Regions from separate parts of the Homo sapiens genome. Here all the other regions are linked to region 2. A link is a contact called in ENCODE Hi-C or POLR2A ChIA-PET data. All regions are on one chromosome and are shown on one strand. The core of a region is the stretch at or near the end of the contact, and the rest is flanking DNA. Distances in the headings are between cores, read along the strand shown.

Evidence for each region. A loop is a pair of places that touch in the nucleus more often than their neighbours do. ChIA-PET counts read pairs that join two places held with the same protein, here RNA polymerase II (POLR2A). Pooled maps may share reads with other maps.
Region 1: a loop to region 2 is called in a map of endothelial cell of umbilical vein, with 6 times the contacts of the local background. The contact joins two enhancer-like sites. A Hi-C loop is called at or near these places in 25 of 168 maps with a recorded cell type or tissue (A673, CD14-positive monocyte, CD8-positive, alpha-beta T cell and 17 more), 18 of 37 single-sample maps with no recorded cell type and 35 of 50 pooled maps. POLR2A ChIA-PET finds 5 or more read pairs at or near these places in 19 of 52 experiments (GM12878, H1, HCT116 and 15 more).
Region 3: a map of endothelial cell of umbilical vein shows a loop between it and region 2 (2.2-fold over the local background). The contact joins two enhancer-like sites. A Hi-C loop is called at or near these places in 2 of 168 maps with a recorded cell type or tissue (PC-3 and endothelial cell of umbilical vein) and 9 of 50 pooled maps. POLR2A ChIA-PET finds 5 or more read pairs at or near these places in 6 of 52 experiments (Caco-2, H1, PC-3 and 3 more).

The regions. Positions count from the first base shown.
Region 1 is chr10:63,710,730-63,714,066 of GRCh38, reverse strand. No RefSeq gene overlaps it. Among named protein-coding and RNA genes, the nearest start is that of REEP3, 190 kb to the right of the region's middle. RefSeq lists an enhancer at 113-791. Within about 2 kb of position 1,671, at least 33 of the 41 ENCODE cell types and tissues checked have a DNase peak (open chromatin) inside an H3K27ac peak, as active enhancers do; they include A673, CD14-positive monocyte, HCT116 and 5 more, where a contact is called at or near this core.
Region 2 is chr10:63,263,192-63,266,561 of GRCh38, reverse strand. It overlaps JMJD1C (jumonji domain containing 1C), which reads left to right. Exons shown (of 26, transcript NM_032776.3): 3 at 1,798-1,911. Among named protein-coding and RNA genes, the nearest start is that of MIR1296, 110 kb to the left of the region's middle. Within about 2 kb of position 1,286, at least 24 of the 41 ENCODE cell types and tissues checked have a DNase peak (open chromatin) inside an H3K27ac peak, as active enhancers do; they include A673, CD14-positive monocyte, HCT116 and 5 more, where a contact is called at or near this core.
Region 3 is chr10:63,571,681-63,575,010 of GRCh38, reverse strand. All of the region lies in intron 2 of REEP3 (receptor accessory protein 3), which reads right to left. Among named protein-coding and RNA genes, the nearest start is that of REEP3, 52 kb to the right of the region's middle. Within about 2 kb of position 1,535, at least 3 of the 41 ENCODE cell types and tissues checked have a DNase peak (open chromatin) inside an H3K27ac peak, as active enhancers do; they include endothelial cell of umbilical vein, where a contact is called at or near this core.

The sequences.
Region 1 (3,337 bases), core at 422-2,921, 450 kb before region 2:
TATACTCCCTAAAACTGAGATACAAAGTCAGTTGCCACTTACCATGTTTTACTGGGCCTCCCTCCCTTATAACGTGACTGCTTGGCCCGTGAGGTGTATGGGAAAACAGGCCAGGTCCTTCCAGTCACCCCAGGAACAGTGAGGATGCATTACTCATAGATGAGGCTTAGGGTATTTGCTGGAAAAGCATGCATCTGAGTTTGGAGATAACTTGGAAGGTTAAATACGGAAAAGACTTTCAAAGATCATCTCATTCAAACTCTTCATTGTAGAAGAGGAAACTGAGGTCCCAGAGGCTGAGTGACTTGTATCACATCACACAGTGAATTTACAGAAAATCCCAGCTTAAAGCCCAAGTCTCTTAACTGCTGGCTCCTATCACTGTAATAACAGAAATGGGAAAAAGAAACAACTAGAGAGAAAGGAAGGAGAGTGGGGACACAATCTCCCTTCCCCCTCTCCCAGGCTGTGGCAGGCAGCCAACTGGAGCTTTCTGCATATTTAATTTAAATCTTTGTCTGCCCTGGCAAGGACAAAGTACAATCTGTTTTATGTAAAAAGTCTTCCCTGAGGAAAGCCTCGGCCTCCAGCTGCGAAACTGATTGATGTTCTTCAAGTCCCCAGGAAGCTCTGCTGGGATCCGAGGTTGCGGTTTCCAAAAAAAGAGTCTGTGAAAAGGAAGCACTGAAAACAACAACAACAAAATTTCCTTTATTGTGTTTCTCTCAACCTGGGAGAATTAGACTAAAACAAGGAGGGGGGTGTTGGGACATGCAAATACAGACTGTATTTTAAAAGCAGATTTCAGAGTCCCAGATGGGAGGGGTTTGGGATGGCAAGCTGCTGCCAGAGGGAGACTGGAGTCTTGTCTAGAAGCTTTATTTGCATAGCAAGCACTTTGCTTTTACTTAGATTGCCTGTTCCAATCAATAAAGCTACTAAAATGTTCTGAAGATGCTTTATCCACACTTGAGGAAAGACTGAAAGCATCAATATCCAATAGTGTCACTAGTGATGTTTTATTTGGAATGTTTGGGAAATGTTCTAATAGAGATTAAAATCCATCTTATTTTGTGGGTTTCCTGATACTGTATTTTGGAGAACCAGATCTGGGGTGGCATTTCTTGCAAAACCAAAGCCAGTTTTGAAATCCAGTCTCAGAGTCATCTCTGAATGTTTCTGGATTGTTACAGCCAGGGCATCTCCTGCCAGATTTCTGCTCCATCCCATATGACATCTACTTTAACCTGAGGCCTTATGCACAGATAGCAACACTGAAGTGCCCCCAGAAGACCCAAAGAGGGCAAGACCACTACAAAAGTTTTGAGGATGATGGAAGTTTCACCCCGGAGGACTGGTTTTTCCCACTGGTCCCTGGCCCTGCCTGGGGCAGCCCGTGTATCAGGCTGGAAGGAGGGCATGGGTGACAGTGCAAGGTTCTGCCTTCACCTTCTGGCTCAGCAGCCAAACTTCAGTGTGAAGCCAGAACAAAGCTATTGCCAGGTCAGGGCTAAGGAGCTCGAGCCTGTCTTGGGGTGGAGCCAGGACCCAGAAACCACTGCCATGAGCCACCAGCTGGCTCTGATCCCAGGAACATGTGCAGCTGCTGCACAGGCCAGACTAGTCCTGAAGACTGTCACTGTGCCAGCCCCTCCATTAGGCCTCCCGGTCTCTGCTCTCATCAGGCTCACACCCAATGCCCCGTGTGTACTTTGGCATCTGCCTGCCTTTAGATGTCCTGGGATGACTGAATAAACCTTCAGAAAAGCCATGTGACCTGCTGATTCTTATCTTTCTGGACATCACACCTTTGTTCTAAAACTCCTTAGAGGTCAAAGTGTATAGATCCAAATCTCTGAAGTTCCTTGGTATGATGAAAATGAAGGAATAAACAATTTCCCTTAACTCTGTGTGGTCTAATTTAAGGGCCTTTCATTAGTACTCACAGGAAAAACACAGGCACCATGGCAGCGGAAACAGAAATCCCTCCCCACATGCCCTGATGGTGGGGGCAAAACCCATGAATGGCCACATTCACAGCTGTTTCTAGAAGTGCTTCCTGGTATCGTGGGCATTAAGCTTCAGTAATAAAGTTAACAGCAATACAGTCATACTGGAAAAAGGTCAAAAGGAGGAAAACCTTTATTTAAAATATTATGCTGTTCTTTTTACAAACTAGGTCATCTTCTGTATCAGTAGCTATTCCTCAAGGCATTCGGTCCCACTGACCCTTTAAGAACTTATTTTAAAAAATCGGGCTGCTTCTTACCCCAATTTTGTTTCTTCCCAAATGTGTTAGGCACTCTCCAACCTGGATACAAATTCCAGCATTTTGACAAGGTGTACCTAGTCCTCTTCAGATTCTCTTATCACCAGGGAAAGGCCTGTACAACTGCTCAGTAAGCCTTGGCCGTAAGGTATGCTCCCTAATACAGAATAAAGGGCAGGATGCCACAGTGCGGCCAGCAGGCTCAGTCCCATGGAGAGCAGCCCAGTACGGCTTAAGCTGTAAAGACAAGTAAGACAAGGTCTCTGTGCTCAGGAAACTGGTAATCTAGGGGAGGCCGTGGATGTGTTGCTTAACAAGGTGATAAGTGCATGCTAGCAGTGTGAACCAAGTGCCATGGGAACTCTGAGGAAGCAATGATTAATTATGCAGGGTATGGGGATTAAAGATCTGGGAATGTTTTCCAGAGAGAGAAACAGTGGAGCTGAAACAGATGATGAGCAGGCTTTGATCATGACAAAATTTGGGGGACAGAGTGCTCAGCAAGATACATTCCAGGAAGACGCATGGTGCAAAAGTCTTCCAGACACTGAAAGCTTTTGTTACATGAAATGCTTGGAGCACAGCAGGTCATCCAGGACAGTTGGAGTTTACAGTATAAGGTGGAGGGTGACACGGAAAGACCAAATAGTTGGGTTGGGCCAGATGGTGACTCTCGGACAACCAACTCCTTGGACTTTACCCTGAAGGCAGTGGTGAAGCAGATGAAGGATTTTAAGCAACTGGCTGGGTCAAGGGTTTAGTTTGGTGTATGACAAGCAAAGTTGTCTAAAAGGGACTCTGGGAGGTCACTTGGGGTGGCTTGGACAAGCCAAGTGGAACAGGGGCTTCCCCCCTTCTCCCAGTGGGGTGGGCTGCCCTAAATTTAGCTTCCCACAGAACTGGCAGTTTCTTTCCCACCCTACTCATATGAGCTACCACTCTCCACAGTCCTCAAATCTCCAGAACTGGAAAGCTGGCTTTCCCAGACAACTTCTCAGAACATCTAACACATAACTCAGACTGCCTGGTGCCCCAGTACCTATTTCCATCCCCACTGATAAGTTGTTC
Region 2 (3,370 bases), core at 37-2,536:
GAAAAAACATTTTTTACAGTAGGGATCAGCCGAATATCCCTGTTTATGTTACATATTTCATGTCAATTGGTCACGTAGTGGTGGACACTTTTAAAGCCTAAATACAATAAATGCTCTTGAATTTCTTACAAACTTTTTGTCACTTAAGTAAAATAATAAATAGGATTTTATGAAATCCTATAGGATTTTATGTAATTGAAAAGTGTTAAATGATAACAGTAGAAGGAAATAGCTAAATAATGTGAGGATTTTCTATTTTGAAAATGTGATTTCTCACCCAAATAATAGTAATTTTGATAAATAATAGAGTGCTTAAAAGGTTAGCCTAGGATATGGGAGAGAGGATATTACTGTGACTAGATTTTCTGATCTTAAATATCGAAAATAAGTGAGAATATAAGAGAGTTTTTCCTGTTTTTTAATTAAGAAAATATTATTTGTAACTTCATGATGTAGATAGCATAGAAATAAGACTTGCTTAAATTTAATATTAAATTTTTAACTTTGAAACATTGTTACAGATTGCAGTGAGTCAACCTGAAATTCCTCTTAGGAATTTCTTAAATATAGAAATTAACTCCTTAAAAGCCACTCCAAACCAAACATCTTGAAGTTTTTCCCTGGAGTATGTTTATTGTTATTAACAAAATGTTATATATTTTTTAAGACAGAATAAGAGAAAGGGGAAACACAATGATTTTGAAATGCCTGGTAATTTGTACTGTCTATGCCAAAATCTTTGTTTTGTGTGGAAATATTAACACAAATTACCCTGTAGCTAGAAAGATTTCTCCATGTGATATAGGTAACTTAGAAATTGAGTTGATTATTAATTCTGTTTTCCGAACTTTTTTCCAGTTAAAAAATTTTTTTATAGTAAAGCAGCTGTGTTTTTAAAATGGTGGAATTTTGTTTTCATTTTCAAGTTTTTAGAACAGTACCATGAATATAAGACACTTGTATTTTATTTAATCTTCATCTACTTTGAAAGTGAGTGTGATAGTCATAAAGAAATTTATACATTGTATCCCTGTTTCCTTCCTCTTCCTACCCTGGCTCTGTCCCTGTCATCCCCACCCAAGATACGAGTTAAATCTCATATGTTAAAGGTATCTTCTTAAAGGAATCAAATGACCTTGGATTGACTTTTTTTAAAAGAAGTAGTGGAGATTTGGACTTGACTGCAAAGTAGAGTTTTGTGTAGTACTTCTTACCGGACTCTCTCTACTCCCTTCCTCCATGCTTCTCTCACCGAAGCTGCGGGATTTTTATCTGTGCTTGGTGCAGGGGCGGGGGTGGGAGTGCAAGGGGTGGAGTTAAAAGACCAGATACTTCCTGATCATTTAAAATCCTGCTTAATGTGAATGAGCTAGACAAAAAGTGTACATTGAAATAATAACTACTCTCTTTAATAAGAAATAATACAGTTAAAAAAAAAAGGTGGGGGTAAATAGCTCTACAACCCAGTTTACTGTTTCAAAAGCAATTTCTCTTTTTAAGCAGACATTTTTACACACATGCATATTTTATTACATCCCTTTTTAAAAGTAAACAGTTGGGACTTAGTATACTCAAATATGCCCATATCACATGTAGATCTAGTTTGTTTCTTTTAAATAAACACAGATACCTTATGGTGTAGATAAAAGCATTAGTTTATAATATGAAAATTAATATTAGGTACCCTAAGACTCTGTAGTGATAATGACATTGATACATTGTATTGGTGTGTGTTCCTTCATAATTTCAGGATACTACCCAGAAAATTATCATTAGAAATTTTTTTTTTCTTGGCAGACTTTCAAACCTCTGGTTGAAAGAAATATACCCAGTTCAGTCACTGCAGTAGAATTCCTTGTAGATAAGCAACTGGATTTTTTAACTGAAGATAGTGCCTTTCAGCCCTACCAGGTAAGAAATTTTAGATTACTTTTTAAAATTAAAGGTTAATTAAACTTTATTGATATTCAGACATTCTTTAAACAATATTCTTTAAATATCATTTCATCTAACTTCTAGTTGTGTGAAAAACCCAATGAATGCAGTCAGTTGATTTTGCTTATAGGATAAACGATTTATTAATTCAATTAACAATATATACTGAGAACCTACTATGAGCCAGGCAGTGTTCTGTTGCAAGGAATACAGAAGTAAACAAAATAAAGTATCTGACATTCTAAATAATCATTATTAGAAAATAATTGGTTAAATATTAGTATAAATTGTCTTCAATGCTAAACGTTAAGAATTGGGTAAATTAATATAATTAAATGAGATTAGTGTTTATGTATACCTATCAGTTTAGCATAATAGTTCTTTTTTTAAAGGGGAAATTTTTTTAGATTGTCAGTAATTGAATGATTTTATATATAAATTTCAGTTCTCCATTATTGCAATTTAAATACAAATACATTTAATTAGGAAAACATTTTCCAGTTGACTATTAGCTTTTAATTATGTGAAGAAACTCATCAAAAGTATTAAGCTAAATATTTTTTAAGATTGTTGAAATTACCAGTTAATTTTTTCAGGTATAAGTAAAGCTCACAGAATTGTGTGTGTGTGTGTGTGTGTGTGTGTGTGTGTGTGTGTGTGTGTGTGTATGTGTATTTTTTTTTTTTTTTTTTTCCGTGATGGAGTCTCACTCTTTCACCCAGGCTGGAATGCAGTGGCACGTTCTTGGTTCACTGCAACTTCCGCCTCCTGGGTTCAAGCAATGCTCCTGCCTCAGCCTCCAGAGCAGCTGGGATGACAGGCACACACCACCACGCCCAGCTAATTTTTGTATTTTTAATAGAGATGGGGTTTCACAATGTTGGCCAGACTGGTCTCGAACTCCTGACCTCAAGTGGTCTGCCCGCCTCGGCCTCCCAAAGTGCTGGGATTACAGGCGTGAGCCACCACACCTGGCCTTCATTTGTATATTTAGAGTTTAGGTTGAATTAAATGGATATATTATAGATTTCTTTTTACTCAGATGTTTTAAAATAATACAGTAATTGCATGGAAAGAAAGGATGAGTGAACCAGTTTAAATTTTTTCTAATGGAGTAAAAAGTTAATACTATTTTATTTCAGACTTGTTACTGTTTTTCAAAAATAAAATGTAGAGCTATTATTTCCATGGAGAGAACAAGAGCTTGTGTTAATGAGCAGTTATTTGTTGTGCATGGATTTGTAATACTTAGGGAATTAGAATAGTTCTCTTAGGTCCACCAAAATGAGATGTTAGTTCATTTAGTGTAAACATTATTTCATGTTTTGAAGTCTATATAGATGTGCTCTTGTCTTTCCACTTGATTTTTCTTGTTTCTTTAAAGGACCTAGTTTTTTTGTATTGTTAGCTTTTGTTCTTTGTTTATAATATTTAT
Region 3 (3,330 bases), core at 286-2,785, 310 kb before region 2:
GTGGCGCATGCCTATAATCTCAGCTACTTGGGAGACTGAGGCAGGAGAATTGCTTGAATCCGGGAGGCAGAGGTTGCCGTGAGCCAAGTCGTGCCACTGCACTCCAGCCTGGGCGACAGAGCGAGACTCTGTCTCAAAAAAAAAAAAAAAAAAAAAAAAAAAAGAAATTGACCTCTCATTATAGCCTTCTCAGGAAGGATGCATTTTATCAAAATGAAGAAATTAAGTAATTAAGAAATCAGAGAATCCAAAACAAGAACCATCACTGAGAAGAAATGCACACAACTCTAGGAAAGTTTGGGTCTGGATACAGAGTAAGAACACAGAGAACACCACACAAATGAAACAACAAGATAGTGAATAACACCAGAGTAAAGAATGGTAATGGCAGGATACTGTGGAGATCAGCTGTGAATAGTGTTTACATAATGAAAATGATTATATGACAGGTACTGTTATGTTTAAGGTACTGATTTAAATGCTTTATGTGCATTCATATAATTAAATAATATGTTCATTATTTACTACTACTTACTGATTAGAAAACTGAGGCACAGAAAGGTTAAATAACTTGTCCAAAGGTAGAGCTAGTAATGGGTAGGGCTAGGATGAAACCTAGGAAGCCTGTTTCCAGACATTGTGCACTTTACCTCTATATTCTATTGCTTCTAATTTTGTCTAAATAATATAAATATTGAATATTGAGCTAAACAAATTATACTGCAATGATTCTGGGAAGCTATAAGAACAGAGAAATATGCAAGTGTATAGTGGCATTGGGTAACTGCTAAATCATCTTTCGTAGAAGGAAGTTAACTCATGACGTCCATCTGAAAAATTAAGAAATAGCACAATAAGTATGTTATTTGGAATATGGCAATAAATGCTAAAAGATTCAGATAAAAGAGTTTGAACTAGTTGCCTCTAGAGAGTTAGACATAGGGATGGGAGCCTGGGGAACTACTGTTTTCCATAATAAGCCTTGGAAAACTAATTGACTTTTTACATTATAAGTAAATACAGCTTTGATAAAAATAAAAACTAAATTAGAATAGAAAATACACAGACAAGCAAGCAGCCTGACAAAACTAATTTTCAGTAAAAATCCCATCATAATCAGTAGGCTAATCTTTAAACTTTCTAAATTATTAAAACCTTTAAATGAAATGAATACTTTTTATCAAAATTATCAAAAGATACCTAGGAAACACTTCTTGAGAACAAAGAAAAGTTCTTTAGTATGTTTTTCCCCTTCTATTTCCACTCTAAAGTTAGCAGACAACTTCAGATTTCATTATCAATAAGATCTGTAGAACTGGCATGTGGTATATTTGTTCATTTTCATATCACCTAAATAGTCAGTCGAAAATTAGGTCACTTTCAAAAACCAAGTCAGCAGACTTTTAGAGGGCCATTTCTAGGCCTTTTAGAGAGTAATCTCCCAGCTTTTCCTGTTCTTTGTTCTTGCTCACAGTAAATCTCAGAACCAAATGTCTGATTTTGATTTGTAAGTGCTGTTAGCCAATCTTTTCATTGCTGCTTTCTCCAACATTCTTAGAATAAGAACACTGGTTTCCTAGAAAAGCTACAGCAATTACACACGACTTGGAAGTAAACACTCTATTTTCAAGTCATGAGATGGAATGAGCCTGAAAAAATTTGCAAAACCATACTAATTCTTCAGTAAGTTTACATTTCAATTACTGCAAGACTGAAAGTCTTTAAGTAGGCCATATCAGCCACACTATGCAGGAAATTATATCCTAGGAAAGCTCTGTTTTAAAAATAGGCAAAGGAAGAAAGGAAGGTTGCCAAAATACACAGTACTTTCCATTTGTTTTGATTTGAGCACAGCATCTGTTTTATCAGGTGCAATCTACCATTTGCAGGCTTAAGGGGAATGGTAGTAGTTGGGGGTGGGAAGAAGTAAATTAACCGAAAATGTTTGCTTTCTGAAAATAATTTTGAAGTAGATAGCAGTGAAATTTAGGTCATAACCAAATACCACAAAGAAACTGGGTTTTGGGATAAATGTTAAGACTGGACTGTATTCTCCCTAACCCAGCAGAATCAAAGCTGGTAAACTAGATCAATCCACTTAAGAAATGTACAAGCTATTAAGCACAATATTTGATATTTACTTAAAAGTCAACTTTTCTCATTTATTTATTCAAGAAATATTGAGTACCTATTATGCAGCAGGTACTGTTCTAGGTACAGGAATATAGCAATTAATAAAACAACAAAACATTCCCCATGGAGCTTATTCTGGTGGGGAACATAAACATATTCAAATAAAGAATATAACATCAGATACTATAAGGTGCTATTAAAAACATAACAGGGCAATATAAAAAGGTTAATTTTACTAAGAAAATACCATGTATAAAACAAAGAAAATTTGGATAGGATTACTGTATAGGAAAACTTTATGAGGACAGAGTTCTGATAAAACTGTTAACAGTCAGTTTAACAATGAGAACACGTGGACACAGGGAGGGGAACATCACATACTGGGGCCTGTTGGAGGGTCAGGGGCAAGGAGAGGGAGAGCATTAGGACAAATACCTAATGCATGCGGGGCTTAAAACCTAGGTGACAGGTTGATGGGTGCAAACCACCATGTCACACATGTATATCTATGTAACAAACCTACACGTTCCGCACATGTATCCGAGAACTTAAAGTATAATTAAAAAAAAAAAGTCGGTTTAAATTAGATGGCTAAGTTTAGGACTTAGCCTTGCACTGGGTGCAAGCAAATAATGTTCAAAATTTTTGTCAGAGTGAAATTAGATTGGAAATACTTAGAAGATTGTCAAGATTTAAGGGATTTTATTTTTTTTTAAAGGAGGAACTTTACAGAATTTTCAAAACCTTCTATTTCATTTTGAACCTCTTTGTTCACATGTGATTTCAATGCTGGTGGGTCCCGCCCTGGTAAGCTGCCTGATTGTCCTTCTTGGAAAATATCTATATGGCCGTGGCCCCCGAACGTCCAGCTTTGAATTAATCAGATGCATATTCACTGGCTGGTTGTGAAGGCTGTTTCAACTTTTACGTGAAGCTAGAATCTTCACCTGTGTTTCTAAAGGTAGCATGGTAGAATAGAATGAATAAAATACTAGAAACAGAAGATCTCTGATCTGGTACCAATTCTGTCTTTACAATCCATGTGACTCCAGGTAAATTCACTTCTCTAAGCCTGTAATACTGGAATATTTTCTATGCCTACTTCATAAGACTGCAGTTAGAACAACTGAGATATTATTGGAGTAGGCAGAAAAATGCCCTCTCTCCCCTAAAGATGTCTGTGTCTTAATCTCTGGA